Linked DNA regions of Homo sapiens: region 1 is linked to region 2. A link is a loop called in an ENCODE intact Hi-C map of the cell type or tissue named here. Cell type or tissue: left ventricle myocardium inferior. All regions are shown on one strand. Links, peaks and the distances in the headings refer to the core of each region. The heading gives the core; the rest is flanking DNA.

Region 1 (10,097 bases), core at 1,141-9,140, 560 kb after region 2:
CATGCATCTTTCTAATTCACCTCCAGCCTAGGAAATGGAAGCACCCAAGGCATCAGGACTGTGTCAAAAGGAAGAATAAATGGACTTCGAGTGGGTCAATGAGGCACAGGAGGGGCTCGCTCAGGTCGAAGTGCCTGATTTGGGTCCAGGGTCGGGGGAACTCTCCCCAGCCCCAATGGGAGTGTGTGTGCATAGGGGTAGTGGTGGAGAGATGGCGCCCTGTGGGTAATTAGGGGAAAGTGCTTTGAATCTGCCCAGAGCATACAGGCATAAGGGCAAACTGACTAAGGCCCTACTGTGTGCTGAGCCTGGTGGAGTGGAGGGCAGTGACAGGTACAGCCTGGGTGGGAGAGGAAGGTGCAGTCCTCAGCTGAGGGATGGGGCTGGGGGCCTGGGGAAGCACCGGGAGCTACCTAGCCTCTCTCAGTTCTCCTCAGTATCCACACCAGGTGCGCTGATGACAAGTTGCCCAGGACCAGGCAGGGGCACCTCTGAAAAGCTGTAAATAAACCCACAGAGGACAGGCCCCTTGCTCCCCAGGCCAGGGGCACATGGCCAGCACTCGGAGCTCTCAGAAGAGAAAGAACAACCCTGTTTCAGACGGGACCTTCCACACAGCCCAGCAGTGGCATGTGGGCCCTCACCCAGCACCACCCACCCTTTCTGGTCCCCAAGGCTTCCTTCTTCTGGGACCTTCAGTAGAGACAGTAAACCCCCTGAAGCCCTACACTCCTGACACCCCTCCTCTATTGCAGAGAGGAGAGGCCATTGGACAGGGCCCCTTGGCCTCCCCTCCGGCCACCAGCTTTGCAGCTCTCAGTCCTCACCCCACCTGCTGCCCGCCTGGGAGTGGGGGGCCCCCACCCAGCTCTAGAACCCTCCATCTCTGCAGGAGCCCCTCTCCCACTGGCCCAGCCCTCTTCTGTGTGGTCAGCAGCTCTTCTCCCCTCTACCCATTCCTTCCTCTCAGCCCAGAAAATAAGAACAGCTATTGCTCTACTCCTTCTCCCTTCCCAGCCCAGCTTCCCCAAAGAACTGTCTACTAGCTGTCTGCACTTCCTTCCCTCCTGAATGCTTGTGACCCTGCTCTGGAGAAGGTGCCATGGCATGGGAAGGCACTCTCCCAAACCCTCTCCTCCTCGTCTCTCCAGGCCACTTTGCTGGCCACCCCACCCTCCTGGACAGTGCGGCTCCTTCTCTGACCCCTCCAGGTGGGTGGGGCAGGCCTGCAGACTTCTTCCTTCCTCTTTTCATTCTCCCACTGGCTCACACCCAGGGGGTCCCTGGAGCCTCTTCACAGTGCCCATCCTGGCACAGGCCATGGGTCAGTCACAGCCCCTGGGCACCTGGGCACCAGGGCACCCTGGGCCTCCCGGCCTCAGTTGGGTTGTGGAGGGAGGAGCCAAGTGTGACCATCACAGAGATCCTCCGGGGCCTCCAGCCCATGACCTGCAGGGACCAGGAGGACCCGGAGGAAGGCAGCCACTGTGTGCTCCTGGACCCAAGCAGACACCAGGGTTCCTCTAGGAGGGGCTGGGGCACCAAACTTCTGGGTGATCTGCTGGCTGGGCCCTCGTTCCTCCAGGAAGAGCAGTTGAGACACTATCCTACCCCATCCTTCCCCAACTCCTCCCCAAAGTCATATGCAGCAAGCCTCCAAAAATTGGTGGTTGGGGTTTACTGCTTCCTGAGGTGGAGTAATCTCCACCCAGGGGCAAAAATGTCCAAGTACAAATATTCTCTTTCTCTCTCTCTTGCTTTTTGATAACAGCTTTATTGAGGTGAAATTCAAATACCATACAATTCATACAGTTAGAGCATACAGTTCAGTGGGTTTTCACATGTTCACAGAGTTGTGCAATATTTTCACAGTCATTTTAGAATATTTTCATCACCCAAAAAAGAAAGCCTGTGCCCGTTAGCCATGATCCTTCCCAGCCCCCAGCCCCAGCCCACCACTCACCCACATTCCTTTCTCTACAGATTTGCCTATTCCAATATTGCAGACTTAATGTCTCTTGCCTCAGTTTCCCCAACTATAAAATGGGGGTGATAATGGTACCTCCAATTTGATAATGGTTGGGAGGGTTCAATGAGTTAACGTAAGGATGCAGGATGAGGTCTGTACAGAGTCAAGGCTATGTAACGTCTACTGTCGTTATTACTTGACCTTGGCTAGGTGTCCGGGGGCTGGAGCTTTTCCACCGCCCACAAGCCTTCCACTTGCCCCATGAGCTCATTCCGCCCTCCCCTCCATCCCCCGCCTGGATCCTCTCCTAGACTCCAGACATCCCAACAGTCCCTCCCCAAGCCTGTCTGTCCTGCTGTGTCCCTCACTCAGGAGATGGAATGACCTTCCACCTGGTCACCTGGGCCAGAAACTGAGGGGTGTCCTGGAAACCTCCCTCCCCCTGTGCCTGCCCCCGCCATCTGGTCCATCAGTCTAGACCGTGTCCTCACATCCCTTCCCTGGCGGCCGCCTTGACCAGTCCCCACCACCAGCACTAGTCACCAGCCTGGCTCTGGCATTCCATGTACTTCCGTCCACCATGCATTGTTCACGGGGCTTCAGGCGAGTCACTCCTCTCTGAGCCGCCGCCTCCTGGAAAATAACACAGGGATAACTACGGTGCCGTCTTCCTTCACTGTGTTGAGGATGACATGAATGAAATACATGAAGAACTTCAGCCTTTGATCAACGTCACTGTTGTCATCATTATTCTCTCTCCTCTGGCTGACTTGACCACTCCTGTCCAGGGTCCTTGCCCCCATGTTCCCCTTGGCACATCCTCCACACGTTTTATAAAAGCTGCCATTACAGAGCGCTGACCGTGTGCAGGACAGCAAGCCCAAACTGCCATGCTCCCTTCACCATCACAACATGCCCACCAGGCAGGTGCCAGTGCCCTCGTTCACAAAGGAGGAAACTGAAGCTGAAGGACCCCCACAGGAGTTAACCATTGCCTCTGGATACACCGCTGGCATCTGTGTATTGATTCAAAGCATTTACTGAACATCTACTGTGTGCTGGCACTGAGCTAGGTGCTAGGAAAACAGTAATGAACCAGACTGGCATATGGTCAGGCCATATGGTGACAACCTTTCTAGAACACAAATCTGACTCCCTTGAAATCCTACAGTGACCACCCCACTGCCCTCAGGATCTAGTCCCCAGACCTTCCCAGGCCACCCTTGGTCCTCAGGAGCTCCCTGCTGACCTCTGTAGCCACTTTGCTGACTGCTCTTCCCCCTGCTGCCTCTCCCACCACCCCTGCCAGGCCCTCTGCTCCAGCCCATGGCCTGGGGTGCCTCTCCCCACCAGTTTTGCCATTCACATCTGCTTTCCTACCCTTTTCTCAATTTCTTTTTTTTTTTTTTTTTTTTTTTGAGACAGGGTCTCACTGGCCCCCAGGCTGGGGTGCCATGGTGTGATCTCGGCTCACTGCAGCTTTGACCTCACAGGTTCAAGTGATCCTCTGGCCTCAGCCTTCGAAGTAGCTGGGACCACTGGGACCACAGGCATACACCACCATGATTAGCTAATTTTTTAATCTTTTTGTAGAGACAGAGTCTCCCTATGTTGCCCAAGCTGGTCTCCAACTCCTTGGCCTCAAGTGATCCTCCCACCTCACCCTACTAAAGTGCTGGGACTACAGGTGTGAGCCACCACACCTGACTCCATTTCTCATTTTCATTGCCTGCAGAACTTTTACTGTCTCTTGAGACTTTATTCACAGTCACCTCCTCCAGGAAGCCTTCCTTTCCCAACTTCAGGTTAGGCGCTCCTGGGTAGCCCAGGCCCCCTCTTGCAGCACAGGGGCTCTTCACTGATTTGCCTGTCTTCCTTGAGGGCCGCCAGGGTCTCGCTGAACTCAATGGCCCTCGCCCTGCCCCTGCCCGCCACCCCGTCCAGTTCCGGGTGCTCGGGTTTCCTCTCTGGGTGTCTGTGCGCGGCTGGAATGCCAAGGTTCTTCGCCAGCAGTGCCTTTGCTTCCTTTGCGCCTCTGTGGAGGCAGGGCTGGTGCAGGGGTGGAAGGGGTGCCTCTTGGGAGCAGCTGCGTACAACCTGCCAGGGCTCTGGCTCCTGGGCCTGGGTGAACTGCCCAGGTCTCCATCCTTCCCCTCCCCCGGGCACCGGCTCTCACAAGGCGGGGGTGGCTGCCCTGGGAAGAGAGGATCTGCCCTGGAGTCAACTGGATGAGCGCCCAGTCCTGGCTGTGGAGCCTCTCTGTGCCTCAGTTTCCTCATCTGAAAATGGCATCATCAGCCGTCCCCACCCACCTTGCAGGGCTGTGAGGGGACGTGGGCAGGGACAGTGGACAGAAATTGTGTCCCCGGACGGCAGACTCTTCATTCTCTCGCTGGCTTCCTGACATTCCTATCTAGGACAAGTTGTGTTTCAGTTTCCAAAAATTCCGGTACATTTGGTTTTAGGCTTTGTCTCGGGAGACAGCCCCATCTGGTGCTTCCCACGGGTGGGAGCGGGTGCAGAGACGGCTCTTTCTGGAGGGGCTGGTTCCCAGCGGCGGCCCCCTCAAGCGCAGTCCACTCAGTCGTCAGAGGGGAGCCGCTCCCGGGAGGCAAGGGCCGCGGGAAATGGCGGAGGGCTGCCTCTTGTCCCATGCAGGGACGAGGCCTGGCGCGGAGGCTGGGGACGGGAGGGTCCTGCCACTCCCTGGGGGGCGCAAGGTGGGTCACGAACGTCCTGTGGAGCCCCAGCCGCCCCCTACGACTGCCCCGGCCCCGAGAACCCTGGGAAAGCCCAGGCCGCCCTGAGGGCCGCTCGCAAGATGGCGGCCGCCAGTGCAGGCGCTGGGAGAGGGAGGGCGCCGCGGCCGCCACGGTCAGCGCGCAGCCCCGGGGTGCGGGCGCCGGCGGGGGGAGGAGGGAGTTTGGGTGGGTGGGGGGCCGGGAAGAGCCAGCGAGAGGGGCAGGGAGGGGAACAAAAGGTCCCTTTGTGGCGCTGCGGGAGAAGAGGGAGCGCATTACCCAATGCCCAGAAGCCATGTTGGTAACAAGAGAACCATTCTCTGCCTCACTTGGAAAACAACTTGGAGCAGAGAGAGACAGGGAGAGATTTAACCCCATGGGCGCGGGCGCAAGGGGCTCAAGGCCACGGCGGAAGGTGGGGAGGAGCGAGGGCACACTCAACGCCTGGACGACCAATCTCTCAACCCGTCCCATCCTGTGCCCGGGTGGCTCCTGGGTCCAGAGCCCATCATGGCCGCCAGGTCAAACCCCAGCCGCCCTGTGACCCGGCCAGAGCCATGGCTTCCACCTGCCTGGGCCCGGCCTGGTCCTTTCCCCCAAGCTGCTTGCTCCAAGCTCTGGGGCCTGGCCCACCCTAACCTCAAGAGGACGCCCTCTGAATCCTCACATCCTCTGGCTTCAGGTCCCAAAGCTGGTCCTGGTTCCAGGGCCACCAGGGCTCCATTGGCCTCCTGATACTGACAGGGAGCTTGTCCCTTCCATCTTTGCACAGTTTGCCTTTCAGGACGTTTTTCCTAAAATTTAATCACATTTTTTCTTTCCCCACCCCAGCTTTCTCCCCTTCCCCCACCTTCTACCCCCCAACACTGGCTCTCAGGCTCCCAGAGAGGCCATCTGATAATAGGCAAGTTGTTCTAAAAGAAGCTACTGTTCATGAGCACCTACTGTGCTTAGGGTACTTCCCACACGCTGACTTGATGACCCTTGCTACCTCCGGCCAACCTGCATGAAGTGAGCTGCTGTCTCTCTGCTGAGGCTACTTATTCAAAAAGCACCTCACACAGGGCCACACATAGGAGGCACTCCATGAACAAAGGATAGGAAGAGTTGGGAGGCCGAGGTGGGTGGATCACGAGGTCAGGAGATCAAGACTATCCTGGCCAACGTGGTGAAACCTCATCTCTACTAAAAATACAAAAATTAGCCAGGAATGGTGGCACGTGCCTGTAGTCCCAGCTACTCAGGAGGCTGAGGCTGGAGAATCGCGTGAACCCGGGAGGTGGAGGTTGCAGTGAGCTGAGATGGTGCCACTGCACTCCAGCCTGGGCAACAGAGGGAGACTCCGTCTCAAAAAAAAAAAAAAGGAGATAGGAAGAGGCCAGGCATTGGCCAGGAAGTGGCTCACAGCTGCATTCCCAGCACTTTGGGAGACCAAAGCAGAGGACTGCTTGAGGCCAAGAGTTCAAGACCAGCCTGGGCAACATAGCAAGATCCCCATCTCTACAAAAAAAAAAAAAAAATAGCCGAGCATGGTGGTGTGCACCTGTAGTCCCAGCTACTCTAGAGGCTGAGGCGGGAGGATCGCTTGAGCCCAGGAGTTCAAGGCTGCAGTGAGCCAAGATTGCGCCACTGCACTCTGGCCTGGAAGACAGAGTGACACCTTGTCTCAAAAATAACATGACATAACATAACATAACATAACATAACATAAGGTTGCTCATTAGCAGAATAAAAAGGTCAGTCCTTCCTTCCTTCCACAAACACTGATTGAGCAGTGGCCATGTGCCCAGCTCTGGGGCTACAGCAGTGGACATAACAGACCAGCTTACCCTCACGGAGCAGATATTCTCCTCTCTCCTCAGGAAGATGCATAGTATACAAGTAAACCTACAAGCTAACATCAGGCAGCCATGAGTTCCAGAATAAAAAACAAAGCAGGGTAAACGTGAAGAGAGATGGGAGGGGTGTTATGTTAGACATGGTGGTCAGAGAAGACCCCTGCAAGAGTATGACCTTTGACAAAGATCTGAAAGAAGAGAGGAAGGATGTCTGGGGAAAGAATGTTCCAGCCGGTGGCAACAGCACAAAAGGCCTGAGAGGGAATGTGCTGTTGAGTTTAGGAACAGCCAGGAGGCCAGTGTGTGGGAAAAGGAGTCAGACACGTGGGGTTGGAGGGCCCAGCTCTGAACGCTGGGGGAAGGCTAGGCATGAGGGGCCCGTTGGGGCTTTAAGCAGGGGATGGTGTGGTCTGAACTCCATCGCAACAGGACTCTCTGGAGGTCAAGGTCAGAAACTGAGAGACCCACAGTTCTTGGCCGCAGCCCTCCTTACCCCGTCTCCCATCCCTTGCAGCCACTCCTCCCCGGTTGCCCACCCCTCCTAAATGAGATCCAAATCATTCTTTCAGTAAGTGTTTACTGAGCATCTAGTATGTGCTAAGAATGGGCCTGCTCCTCTAGGACAGGTTCCTAAGGAGAGCAGCCTTGCCCATGAGGGCGGTTCACTAATGGGGGCTTCCAGGCCCCTGAAGGGGAAAGTTGCCTGTGGACTTCCTGGTTGCACAGAAGGAAGCCTCTCCTTCGGGGAATTTTTAAAGCTTCTCAAAGGACTCTGAGGACATTCCCTGCCCCACCAGCCTCATGGTGCCGTGACATCAGCAAATGGCCTAGAAAAGCAGGGGCTCGGCTGGGTGCGGTGGCTCACACCTGTAATCCCAGCACTTTGGGAGGCTGAGGCAGGTGGATCACCTGAGGTCAGGGGCTCGAGACCAGCCTGGTCAACATGGCAAAACCCCGTCTCTACTAAAAATACAAAAACTTAGCCAGGTGCAGTGGCAGACGCCTGTAATCCCAGCTACTTGGGAGGCTGAGGCAGGAGAATTGCTTGAACCCGGGAGGCGGAGGTTGCATTGAGCCAAGATCCTGCCACTGCACTCCAGCCTGCGCAACAGATCGAGACTCTGTCTCAAAAAAAAAAAAAAGAAAAGCAGGGGCTCAGTGCCTCACCTCTGACCTCAGGCTGGTTCCTGGCCTCCCAGGGCCTCAGTTTCCTCATCAGTAAAACCACACCCACCCTGGAGCTTTGTGGGTTCATCAAAAGAAGGCAGCTTGCCCTTTGGGGGCAGGAAGGGGGCTCTGAGACGTGAGGCTGCAACTCATGGTCACCCAGCTGGGAAGGGGCAGCACCTCCCACCCGCTCCCGCCAGGGCTTCCCCTCCTCTTCTGCTGTTCCCAGTGGCCCGGCGGGTGCCTCAGTTCAGCCATGGTTATGAAGCAGATGCATATGAAGTGCCTGCGGGTGTCAGGCAGCACCTGGAGAGTGAGGTGGGGCAGTCATGCAGAAAGTGGTGATAGTAGCAGGAGGTTTCAGATGGCAGAGAGGCCGGTGGGCAGGAGAGGGAGGCTGCATGGCCCCGAGGACACGAGCAGGATAGACCGAGGGATTGCAAATGAACAGAAAAGAAACGTGCTCCTGCCAGGCCCCCTGCCCTGGGAAGGGAAGAGAGCGACCCCTGATTCCCACTTGCCCCACTGACTTGCTCTAGACCGTTGGGCAGCAGCCCCTTGGCCTGTTAGGCCTCAGCATCCTCATCTGTCAAATGGGCTTATCCCTCTCGTCCCATAGGATGGTGCTGAGAATCAGGCAAGGTGAGGGGTATGCACACACCACACTGGATGTAAAGGCCTCGGAGGCGCCTGTTGTTAACAGTTAATGGGCTCCAGATGTGCACCATTTACAGAATAACCCACCATGGTGAGTTTGTGCCACAGGCGATGCCACAGAAGGGTGTGAGACCGAGAGAGAGAGACACACACAGGGGGAGAGAGAGAGATGGCTATGGCAGAGAGCAGGGAAGGCTTCCTGGAAGAAGCAAGACCTACACTATGTGTGTTATGGAGGGATGGGCAGGATTTGCAGAGGCCAAGAGGTGTGGGGAGAGCTTAGGTGGAAGGACCAGCACAAGGGAATCTGCTTGGGGAGTGGGGAGGGATGTCAGCCCCCTGGCTAGCAAGGTGGGGTGGGGAGGCTGGGGTGGGATCCTGGAAAGCCCCAGCTCGTCCTAGGCCACGGCCCCAGGTCTCACCTCCCACCACTCCCAGCCCTGGGCCGAAAGCTCCCAACTGGTTTCTCCTCTGGCCTCTGCTCAAGCCCTGCCCCCACCTCCAGTGCGCTCTGTGTCTCTGCTGGCTGCTTCTGACTCATTGTTCCGAGCTGCGCAGGCACAACCCCCTCCAGAAAGCCCAGGCTGACAGGTCTCCCCTGGGATTAGTTCATTCTGTCCCAAGGGGAAGCTGCTATTATTATCCCCATTTTACAGAGGGGGACATTGAGGCTCAGAGAGGGGTCCAGGGCTGCACGGCTGGTGTCAGCGCTGGGATTTCAACTCCAAGTGGCCTGGCTCTCCTTTGAGCTCTTGGCTGCCTCCGCACCCCGCCCCATGCTGGGCACTTCGGTCTCCTTAGAGCTGGTGCAGGAGGTCGCTGGTTTTGCATTATCCCCTCCCCCGCTTCTTGGAGGAGGAAGCTGGAGCCCAGAGAAGGGTTGGGACCTGCCTGCCGCCACGTGGCCAGGAAGTGGCCGAGCAGATTCTGAAGCCAGGAGTGGCTGACCCCACTCCTCTGTGACAGGCCTGGGGAAGCTGCCAGGCCTGGGACGCAGGGGTGCATGGAAGGGAAGAGGCTGTGGCCCGAGGCCCAGTGAGAGCCCAGTGCAGCCCTGGAAGGCGGAAAAGACAACTAGTGGGGATGAGGAGCAGCGTGGACAGGCCCAAGGAGCTGGGGGACAGATGGTGGTGGTGAGGCAGCAAGGCTGAAACGGTGGGAGTAGAGGAAGCAGAAGGGGAGGCGGAAGGAGCTGACAAGGGGAGTCGGGAGGACACCAAGGGGCCATGCCAAGCCCTAGGTTTTGGGGCACTCCTGCCCTGTCCGGGTTCGGCCCCAGCCACTTGACCCCTGGGATGGTGCAGGGAATAGGGGTCAGCGGCGGTCACAACCTCTCTTGACTCCCAGAATCAAAGGGGTTGGGGCCCCAAGTGAGCAGCAAACTTAGAGTCAGCATGGGTCATGAGGAGTCGCCCAGTGCCCTCGTCCACGTCACACCCTCTCCCAGCGAGCACAGGACAGAAGCCTCGAGGCCCTTCCACGGGCACTGTCGTCAGTCAGTGGAGTCACATGGGGGGCAGGCAGCGGGGCCGTGGCGCCTTCCGGTGGCTTCCCCACATCCACCCCTCCCCTCAGGATCCTGCCACCGCTCTTGGAAAACAACTGAGGAAATCAAGTGGAAACACAAATCCGCCACCCAGTCCCTCCCGCTCCGCCGGGGCCAGATCCCATCCCCCAACCCCCACTGCACTGGGGGAGCAGGCTTGGCCTCAGAGGCTGTGCCAG
Region 2 (10,097 bases), core at 805-8,804:
GATCTCAAGAGAACAGGTGTGGTTGGCCAGGCGTGGTAGCTCACGCCTGTAATCCCAGCACTGTGAGAGCCGAGATGAGCGGATCATCTGAGGTAAGGAGTTTGAGACCAGCCTGGCCAACATGGTGAAACCCCGTCTCTACTAAAAATACAAAAAAAATTAGCTGGGCCTGGTGGTGCGTGCCTGTATAATCGCAGCTACTTGGGAGGCTGAGGCAGGAGAATCGCTTGAACCCAGGAGGCGGAGGTTGCAGTGACCCGAGATCACGCCATTGCACTGCAGCCTGGGCAGCAAGAGTAAAACTCCATCTCAAAAAAAAAAAAAAAAGAAAGAAAACAAGTGTGGCCTATATTGGTGTCCTGAGTCTTAGCAGCTTACCATAGGAGTCAGAGAACACGGGTTCTATTTGGAATCAAACTGGTCTATTGGTTCAAACACACCTGGACTCAGGAACCAACTCTACTGCAAACCGAGTGATTTGAGATAAGTTCCAGCTTCTCTCTGTGCCTCATTTTTTTCACCTGTAAAATAGGGATAAGAGTACCTGCCTCATAGGGCTATTATGCAGATTACAGACACAACAGAGATAAAGGCTAGTGCCTGGCAGATAACAAGGGCTGGGATGATCCACGTCTACATTGAGCTCCCCAACAGGAGGAGTTTCGTAATGAACTAGGAGGACTTTGCGTCTTCTGCACAGAACTGCATGTCCGCAAACTTATTTACATGTTCTATAGGGAGAGAGTAATAACAACAACTCACATTTCATAGTGTTTTATTTCTTGCAACATGTTTTCCCAAACATCACTTCATTGTTCTCTAAAGACAGTTTAGTGTAGTGGAAGGAACCTGGGTTGGGATATGCAGCCCTAGATTTGAGTCCCAGTTTAGCAACCACTGGCTTTGAGATCTTATGTGCACAGCTCGACCTCCAAGCTCAATATCTTTATCTACTCATTCCTAAAATTTGGATAGTTATACCAAACTTACAGTGTTGTGATGAGGATTAAATGGCATACAGCTGATACTACATAAATAACTACCAGGATTATGATTAACATCATCTAAAGTGGGCATTATTATCTCTGTTTTACAGATATGGAAATGGAGGCACAGAGGATGACTGCTATCTTGTCTGAGGTCCCACAGCTTGTGGCGAGTGTAGCTGAGATTCTAACCAATCAAGAAGGGGTGGAAGGAGGGCAGAGCAGAGGGAGAATTTTCTTTTTTTTTTTTTTTTTTGAGACAGAGTCTCACTCTGTTGCCTAGGCTGGAGTGCAGTGGCGCGATTTCGGCTCACCGCAACTTCCGCCTCCTGGGTTCAAGCGATTCTCCTGCCTCAGCCTCCCAAGTAGCTGGGATTACAGGCATGTGCCACCATGCCCAGCTAATTTTTTGTATTTTTAGTACAGATGGGATTTCACAGTGTTAGCCAGGATGGTCTCAATCTCCTAACCTCGTGATCCGCCTGCCTTGGCCTCCCAAAGTGCTGGGATTACACCGCGCCTGGCCAAGAATATTTTTATATACAAACGAGATGGAGAATGAGGCCTTGGGCTGAGAGAAAAGGAAAGCTGGGAGCCCTTCCTATTCACCGCTGTGATAATAGAATAAGAATTTCAGATGACAGTCTAAAAAAGTATTTCTTAGCCCTGCCTTCCATCCACAGGGGCAGAGAAGGACTTTATTCCTACGTAGAGAACGCCTGGCCACGGATAGGATGGCCTCTTCCCTCCAAAGCAGGCCATGGTCAAAGAGCAGGAGAGTCATCTCTTGCTCAGATTTCAGGTATCTTATCCAGAAACGCAGGGCATTTTCCCTGTTCTGTCCTCCATGCCCCTCTTCCCCATGCACTGCGCTCATGCCACTAATAATGCAGCGTCAACACAGTTCCACAGTACGGGGATTTCCTTGACAGCGGAAGCCACTGACTGCACCCCAACGTATACTGATGTCATCAGCGAGACCCTGTGCAGCATGAAGAAGCGGAAAGACAACCTCAATCAGTTGTACCAGCATCATTGGACTGAATGGAATTATTTTGACAAGCATCTAAAGGAGCTGCAAGACAACTTCTCCAGGTATGGAAGGGGCTTTGGGGAATGCCGTTGTTCCGCACTTATCTTTTGCAGCACACGATCATCATCATTTTTAAATGGGTTGGTGGGGCAGGGGGGTTTCCTGTAACCATCATAAGCATAATCAGCTTTCTTGTGGTCAGATTATAAACTCCTAATAACAGAGACCAGAGCTTTTTTTGTTGTTATTTTTTTTTTCTAACTACAAAAACATTATGTGTTCAATGAAAGCAAACAAAGGACCCGGAAACCACATAAAAGTACCAAGAGATACACATTGCCAACATTTTCCTATAAATCCTTCCAGTCTTTTTTTTCTGGGCCCATATATCCGTATCACTAAATAAAGTAGTGTAGAGTCATACTGTTGGTCTGTTTTTTAGACCTATTTTTTCCCACTAGCAGCATATTATGGACATTTTCCTCTGTCTTCTGCCTTTTTCAGAAATTTTATTTTACTTAGAAAAACCTTTCAGAAAGTTGATAGTACACTGAACTGTCCATCAGGATAGTACACTGAACTGTCCATCAGGATAGTACACTGAACTGTCCATCAGGCATTTGCCAAGTATTCACATTTTGCCCCATTTGCTTTCTCTCTCTAATAGCTAATCCAAATTCAGATTTCCCCAATTGTCCCCAAAATGTATTTTAATTTTTAGAGACAGGGTCCCACTCAGTCACCCGGGCTGCAGTGCAGCAGCTCAATTACAGCCTGCTGCAGCCTCAAACTCCTGGGTTCAAGTGATCCTCCTTCCTTAGCCTCCTCTGGAGTGCTGGGATTACAGACACGAGCCACTGTGCCTAACTCAGTGTGTCTTTGGCTTTACCTGCTGCTCCAGGATCCAATCAAGAATCACAAATTATATTTTGTTTTTTGTTTTTTGAGCCAGAGTCTCACTCTGTTGCCTAGGCTGGAGTGCAGTGGTGTGATCTTGGCTCACTGCAGCCTCTGCCTCCTGGGCTCAAGCAATCCTCCCGCCTCAGCCTCCCGAGTAGCTGGGACTATAGGTGTGCACCACCATGCCCGGCTAATTTTTGTGTTTTTAGTAGAGAAGGGGATTCACCATGTTGCCTGGTTGGTCTCAAACGCCTGACCTCAGGTGATCTGCCCCTGCCTCAGCCTCCCAAACTGTTGAGATTATAGGCGTGAGCCACCGTGCCTAGCCAGAAATTGTATTTAGTTTTATCTCTTTGGTGTCTTTGAATCTATAACAGTATCCTGCCCCCCCCCCCTTATTAGTTGTTTTTTTATGACATGGACTTTTTTGAAAAGCTCAAGCCACATTCTGGGTTTTTCTGATATTTCCTCAAAGTAGCATTGAATTTGTTCCAATATAGCCTATGTTTTCTGTACACTGGACATTAGGTCTATGCTAGAGGTTTGATTAGATTCAAGTTAAATCATTTTGCCCAAAATCTTTCACAGGTGATGTTGTATATTTATGTTGCATCCCATTAGGAGGCATATCATGTCAGGTTGCTCTGCTACTGGTGATGCTAAGTTTAAACACTTGGTTAAACTGGTATCTACCAGATCTCTGCATTGTAAGAGCACATGTTTGTCTTTCTAATTAGTCAGGAATAAATGATGTGATTCTCCCAGACTGTGTGAATGTGCTTCCCCAACATCTTTCACACAGTGGTTTTAGCACTCATCAGTGGTCTTTGCCTGATTAACTATTACATTTAAGGTTGCAAAATGGTGATTTTTCTACTTCTGCCATTCCTTCTACATTTATTAGCTGGCATTTTTCCATAAAGAATAGCTCACTTTCTTTTATCTTTCTTTGTCTCTCTCATGTCTTTCCTTCATGCCCCTATAACTCTTTCATGGAGCCACCCTGTCTGCAAGGGAAGCATGGGAAATATCTGGCCAAGGAGGGCGAGATTTCCACAACTGGACTGGACCTTCCATAGAACTGGGCACTTTGTTGTCCAAAACAAAATGGGATTCAGTTTACAAACGAGAAAGAGGGAATTGCTATTGGCTAGACAGCTATCCATGTCTCCCATAATAAGAGGGACAGAAAAATATGAATATGTAGATAAATACTTTGTTATGCAATATAATACAATTGGGTTTTATTTTTATTTTTATATATTTTTTGAGATGGAGTCTCGCTCTGTCGCCAGGCTGCATTGCAGTGGTGCAATCTCGGCTCACTGCAACCTCCGTCCCCCAGGTTCAAGCGATTCTCCTGCCTCAGCCTCCCAAATATCTAGGATTACAGGCACATGCCACCACGCCTGGCTAATTTTTTGTATTTTTAGTAGAGACAGGGTTTCACCGTGTTAGCCAGGATGGTCTCGATCCCCTGACCTCGTGATCCACCCCCCTCGGCCTCCCAAAGTGCTGGGATTACAGGCGTTAGCCACCATGCCTGGCCTTTTAATTTTGCATTTTTAGTAGAGACTGGGTTTCACCATGTTGGCCAGGATGGTCTTGACCTCTTGACCTCATGATCTGCTCGCCTCAGCCTCCCAAAGTGCTGGGATTACAGGCATGAGCCACCGCACCCGGCCACAATTGAGTTATTTATAAAATACTATGGGACACAGACCACACACATTCACAAAACCCCATTAGACATCACCACCACCAACACCACAGGAATGCAGTTCAGCATTAATGTTCATCAAAAGATGATTGGTTAAATAAAACTATCATACCTCCATACTCTGCAGCCAAGAAAAACCTCCCTCTATTTTTGTTTTACAAGGAAAGATGGTCACAACATATTATTGGACCGAAGTGTAGGTTATAAGACAGTGTGTTTAAAGTGGTACAATTATTTACTTATCCCCATTTTACAGATGTGGAAGCTGAGGTTGAGGACAATCTTGGAGGGCAACCACATAAGTCAGGGAGGACAGAATATTCTGTAAGGGGAGGAGTGACCAGAAGGGAAGGAGGAGAGTCCATATATGCAGACACACTGACCATAAAGCCAAGGGGACAAAGGACAGTAGGGAAGCAGCAAGCAGCAATGTAGTGGCCAGACTCCAAAACGTGGGGCAGAGACAGGTAGGCGACTTGGTAGAGGGCAGTCTCAACAAGGCTAAAGTCGGAAGGCAGAGCCTGGGACGTGAAGGGGAAGATGTAAGTCCCTGTGGATGGATGGGATTCCTAGGAAGCAGAAGGAATAAAATTCTGCATCAAAAAGGCAAGATCAGATGGTAAGTAACAGGGGCTATTTAAACATAAGGTAGAAGGCTGGTCACAGTAGCTCACACCTGTAATCCCAGCACTTTGGGAGGCCGAGGCGGGTGGATCATTTGAGGTCAGGAGTTTGAGACCAGCCGGGCCAACATGGTGAAACCCCGTCTCTACTAAAAATAGAAAAAATAGCTGGGTGGTAGTGGCGCACACCTGTAATCCCAGCTACTTGGGATGCTGAGGCAGGAGAATCGCTTGAGCCTGGGAGGCAGAAGTTGCGGTGAGCCGGGAGCATGCCAGTGCACTCCAGTCTGGGTGACAGAGTGAGACCCTGTCTCTAAATAAATAAATAAACATAAGGTAGAAGACCCAAGCCTGTGTGAAGGGGGAGAGATTGAACATGTAAGTGAGGGAGGAGAGGGTCGGGATGGAGAAGGGAGAAGACATAGGGACTGCTCTTTGGGGCTCTTTGCTTCTGCCTCTGTAACTGTTGTTCATTATGCTTTATTTATTCTTTTTTTGTTTTGTTTTGTTTTGTTTTAGAGACGGAGTCTTGCTCTGTCGCCCAGGCTGGAGTGCAGAGGCGCAGTCTCGGCTCACTGCAAGCTCCGCCTCCTGGGTTCATGCCGTTCTCCTGCCTCAGCCTCCCAAGTAGCTGGGACTGCAGGTGTCCGCCACCATGCCCGGCTAATTTTTTTGTATTTTTAGTAGAGACGGGGTTTCACCGTGTTAGCCAGGATGGTCTTGATCTCCTGACCTTGTAATCTGCCTGCCTCAGCCTCCCGAAGTGCTGGGATTATAGGCGTGAGCCACTGCGCCCAGTCCATTATGCTTTATTTATTCTGTAGTTCATTGTCCCAACAGATTTTCAGCACCTTCTGGGCACCAGGCATTATGATTGCTCTCATATCTGTCTCTCCCAATAGTCGTAACAAGCCTTGATGGCGGGATCCATGGAATGGCAGAGGCTAAGGTTGGGATACAGGTCTTTTTACTTACTGGTTCTGTGACCATGGACTATTAAACTATTTTTGCCTTTTTAAGGCCACAGGCAGGTCTGGCTATGGGGCTAAGTTTTAGCCATGGAATAAAAATGGAAGGGTTATTTGCACACACCTCACTGATCCTCAGTCGTTTTGTTGTACTTCAGTCATTTGATAGTATTTCCTACTTTGTAGGGTTGTATTGATCAAATAAATTAAGGTCTGTAAAGACTTTTCTCAGAACTAGGCCCATAGGTAGGTAATTGTATCAGTTATAATTAGGTTTGGCTTAGAGTGACAGAAAAACTCAAACAGTGGCTAAAATTTATTACAATTTCTTTTCTCTCATTTACAAGGACTCCAGTAGATATGAAAGTTCATAGTGACAGGGTCTCAAGATCTTTTATCATATTGTTCCACTAGCTTCAGCCCATGATTTAGCTTCAGCCCATGATTTAACTTCATGGTAAGAAATGGCTGCTCAAGTTCCAGCCACCACGTCCACATTTCATCCAGTTCAAAGGAAGATGAGTCCAAAGAAATGCATTTCTTCTGGAAGTTGCAAATAACCCTTCCATTCCATGGCCAGAACGTTTTAAAGTTCAGAACTAGTTTAAAATTAACATTAAATTCATATAGAATATCCAGGATTAAGTTTATAGCTTATATATTTCAGAAATAAAGGATACTCTTGTTTAATAAATAAATTCTCATTAGGTGAATTGTAGTAAAGATTTTTTTGTCAAGAGGAAGTTTGTAACTGTGTGTTAGCAGTTGCATTGCTAAATACATCACTTTTTGTTGTTTAAGATACTGTTGCTGGGCGCAGTGGTTCACGCCTGTAATCCCAGCACTTGGGGAGGCCGAGGTGGGCGGATCATGAGGTCAGGAAATCGAGACCATCCTGGCTAACACTGTGAAACCCGTCTCTACTGAAAATACAAAAAATTAGCTAGGCATGGTGGCATGCACCTGTAATCCCAGCTACTCGGGAGGCTGAGGCAGGAGAATCGCTTGAACCCAGGAGGCGGAAGTTGCAGTGAGCCAAGATCATGTCACTGCACTCCAGCCTGGGCGACAGAGCAAGACTCCATCTCAAAAAAAAAAAAAGAAAAAAAGATATTGTTGAGAAGCTCATCATGCCTTATATTAATAAAGTGATTCTCAAAGTTTTGTCTACAGATAAAAGCGGTGCCTTAAAACACAACTGTGCTACTAGACATCAGGGCAGGGTTGCTCTTAAGGAAGTAGGATAGTGACTGAGCAGGGATGTGAGACAGCTTCTAAGGAGCTGGCAGCGTTCTCTTTCTCGATCCGAGTGCTGGTTACATGGGCGTGCTCAGTATATGAAAATTTCTTGAGCTGCACACTTAGAATCTGTGCACTCCTAGTTTCTATGTTATACTTCAATGCATGTTTTGTAAATGGTCACGTGGATCTATCAGTTTATAGGACATACAGAACATTGAGGACATGTTAATCACTCCAGCCTTTTTCCATATGTCTCTGTGTTTTCCTCCCAGGGAAATGAAGAATATTGATCCAAAAGCAGCAGATACAAAAAAGGCAAACCACATGTTCATCCCACCTTCAGCCGTCAATGAGGAATCACCTGACAAGAAAACTAAGGGAAGTCTCCAAAGAGAAATTGAGTTTAAGGGTTGTTCGAACAAAAACCATGGGAAAGGTAGAAGTGTGAACATGTAAGAATAATAATTATTTTATTTTATTTTATTTTACTGAGACAGAGTCTCACTCTCTCCTCAAGGCTGAGTGCAGTGGTGCCATCATAGCTCACTGCAGCCTCCACCTCCTGGGCTCAAGCAATCCTCCCACTTCAGCCTCCTGAGTAGCTGGGACCACAGGTGTGTGCCACCATGCCCAGCTCATTTTTTATTTTTGTAGAGTTGGGGGTATCACTATGTTGCCCAGGCTGGAAAATTCTTAAAACACAGGAAAGAGCATATAAAAGTTCACTTATGGCCAGGCACTGTGGCTCACGTCTGTAATCCCACTACTTTGGGAGGCCGAGGTGGGCGGATCATGAGGTCAGGAGATCGAGACCATCCTGGCCAACATGGTGAAACCCCATCTCTACTAAAAATACAAAAATTAGCTGGGCATGGCAGTACGTGCCTGTAATCCCAGCTACTCGGGAGGCTGAGGCAGGAGAATCGCTTGAACCCGGGAGCTGGAGGTTGCAGTGAGCCGAGATCACGCCACTACACTCCATCCTGGAGACAGAATGAGACTCCGTCTCAAAAAAAAAGTTCACTTACTTTTATGTATTACTCACACCACTCTCATTTTAGTTTTAGTGTTATTATTGGTAGTAGTAAGGGCTACTAATGATTTTGTACTTCCTCTGTACCAAGTGTTGGCCTATGTACTTCATGAACTGTATGAGACAGAGCTCCTTGGTTGCATGTGCCAGGAAGCCAGCTCAAACTAGCTTAAATGGAAGGAGAATGTAGCAGCTTAAATAACTGGGAAGGTCATGATAGGCCATCTGCAGGCATATTAGACCTGACAGCTTGATATTTTCAGGCTCTTTCTCTGTCTGTCTCTTGATCCTCTTCCCTTCTGTGGGCTGACTTCTTTTTCAAGCTGCCTCTGCCTCAGGGCCATGGACAGCCCAAGTCTGTCTCCTTATAGTCCTGACCTAAAAAGCCATGTCCACTTTGCTGGAGCACATCTTCTAGCAGTTCCCAAAACGAAGGTATATGGGAAATTATTTGAGTCTTTGCATATCCAAAACATCTTTTTTTTTTTTTTTTTTTTTTTGAGATGGAGTCTCCTTCTGTCACCCAGGCTGGAGTGCAGTGGCACAATCTTGGCTCACTGCAACTTCCTCCTCCTGGGTCTAAGCAGTTCTCCTGCCTCAGCCTCCCTGAGTAGCTGGGACTACAGGCGCGTGCCACCATGCCCAGCTAATTTTTTTCGTTTTTTTGTTTTGTTTTGTTTTGTTTTGTTTTGTGTAGCAGAGATGAGGTTTCACCATGTTGGCCAGGCTAGTCTCAAACTCTTGACCTCAGGTGATCCGCCCGCCTCAGCCTCCCAAAGCCCTGGGATTACAGGTGTGAGCCACCATTCCCGGCCCTTTGTTCTATTTTTAAAATAATTATTTAAGAGATGAGATCTTGCTGTGTTGCCCAGGCTGGTCTCGAACTCCCGAGCTGAAGCAGTCCTCTCGCCTTGGCCTCCCAAAGTGCTGGGATTACAGACATGAAAAAATGTCTTTGTTCTTGATTGATATTTGGCAAATGTTTTGCTGGAAATAAAATTCTAAGTTAAAAGTCAATATTCTACAGAATTTTGGAGAATTTTTCCTGCCTGCTGCTTTTACTGTTGAGAAGTCTCACGCTATTCTGATTCCTATGGCTTTGTGGGTCACTGTCTTCCCAGCTGTGGGAACTTCTAGGATATTGTCTTCATTCTTAGTATCCTGAAGTTTCACAATGATATACCTTGGTATGAGTCCTTTTCTTAATATGCGTCACTGAGGTCGGGAGTGCTCTCAGTCCAGAGGGTAGAGTCCTTCAATTCTGAGAATTTTGCTTGTATTATTTCTTAGAAAATTTCCTTCATTTTCTTTGCTATTTCTGGAACTATGATAGTCAATTGTCAGACCTGCTGGACTGATCCTTTAATTTTCTTATCTTTCTTCATTCTCCTCTTGGCATCTGTATATATATTTCTTTTCTTTTTCAAACAACGTAAATGTATTTTCTCACAGTTCTGGAGGCCGAAGTCCAAAGTCAAGGTGTCAGCAGGGCCATGCTTCCTGTGCGGGGTTCAGGGTAGTCTTCCTTTGCCTCTCCCTAGCTTCGTGCGGTTGCCAGCAGTCCGTGGCTGTCCTTGGCTTGTAGAGGCCTC

The links. A loop is a pair of places that touch in the nucleus more often than their neighbours do. Peaks named below come from ENCODE experiments on the same cell type or tissue, not always from the same donor. Only the 100,000 strongest peaks of a DNase experiment are listed, where the experiment ranks them.
Region 1: it touches region 2 in a loop (3-fold over the local background); 2 of 110 quality-filtered maps call a loop at or near these places.

What each region holds. Positions count from the first base shown.
Region 1 is chr22:38,033,573-38,043,669 of GRCh38, reverse strand. It overlaps POLR2F-AS1 (POLR2F antisense RNA 1), which reads left to right and starts at 9,442. Exons shown (of 2, transcript NR_199596.1): 1 at 9,442-9,505. It also overlaps a transcript of POLR2F not described here. RefSeq lists enhancers at 881-1,380, 8,777-8,866, 9,162-10,097. In left ventricle myocardium inferior, for the core only: no CTCF peak of the experiment used is centred there; DNase peaks (open chromatin) are centred at 4,586 and 8,869; H3K27ac peaks cover 5,474 bases.
Region 2 is chr22:38,589,188-38,599,284 of GRCh38, reverse strand. It overlaps FAM227A (family with sequence similarity 227 member A), which reads left to right. Exons shown (of 17, transcript NM_001013647.2): 15 at 1,929-2,081; 16 at 7,745-7,850. Among named protein-coding and RNA genes, the nearest start is that of DMC1, 24 kb to the right of the region's middle. RefSeq lists a silencer at 534-734. In left ventricle myocardium inferior, for the core only: no CTCF peak of the experiment used is centred there; no DNase peak of the experiment used is centred there.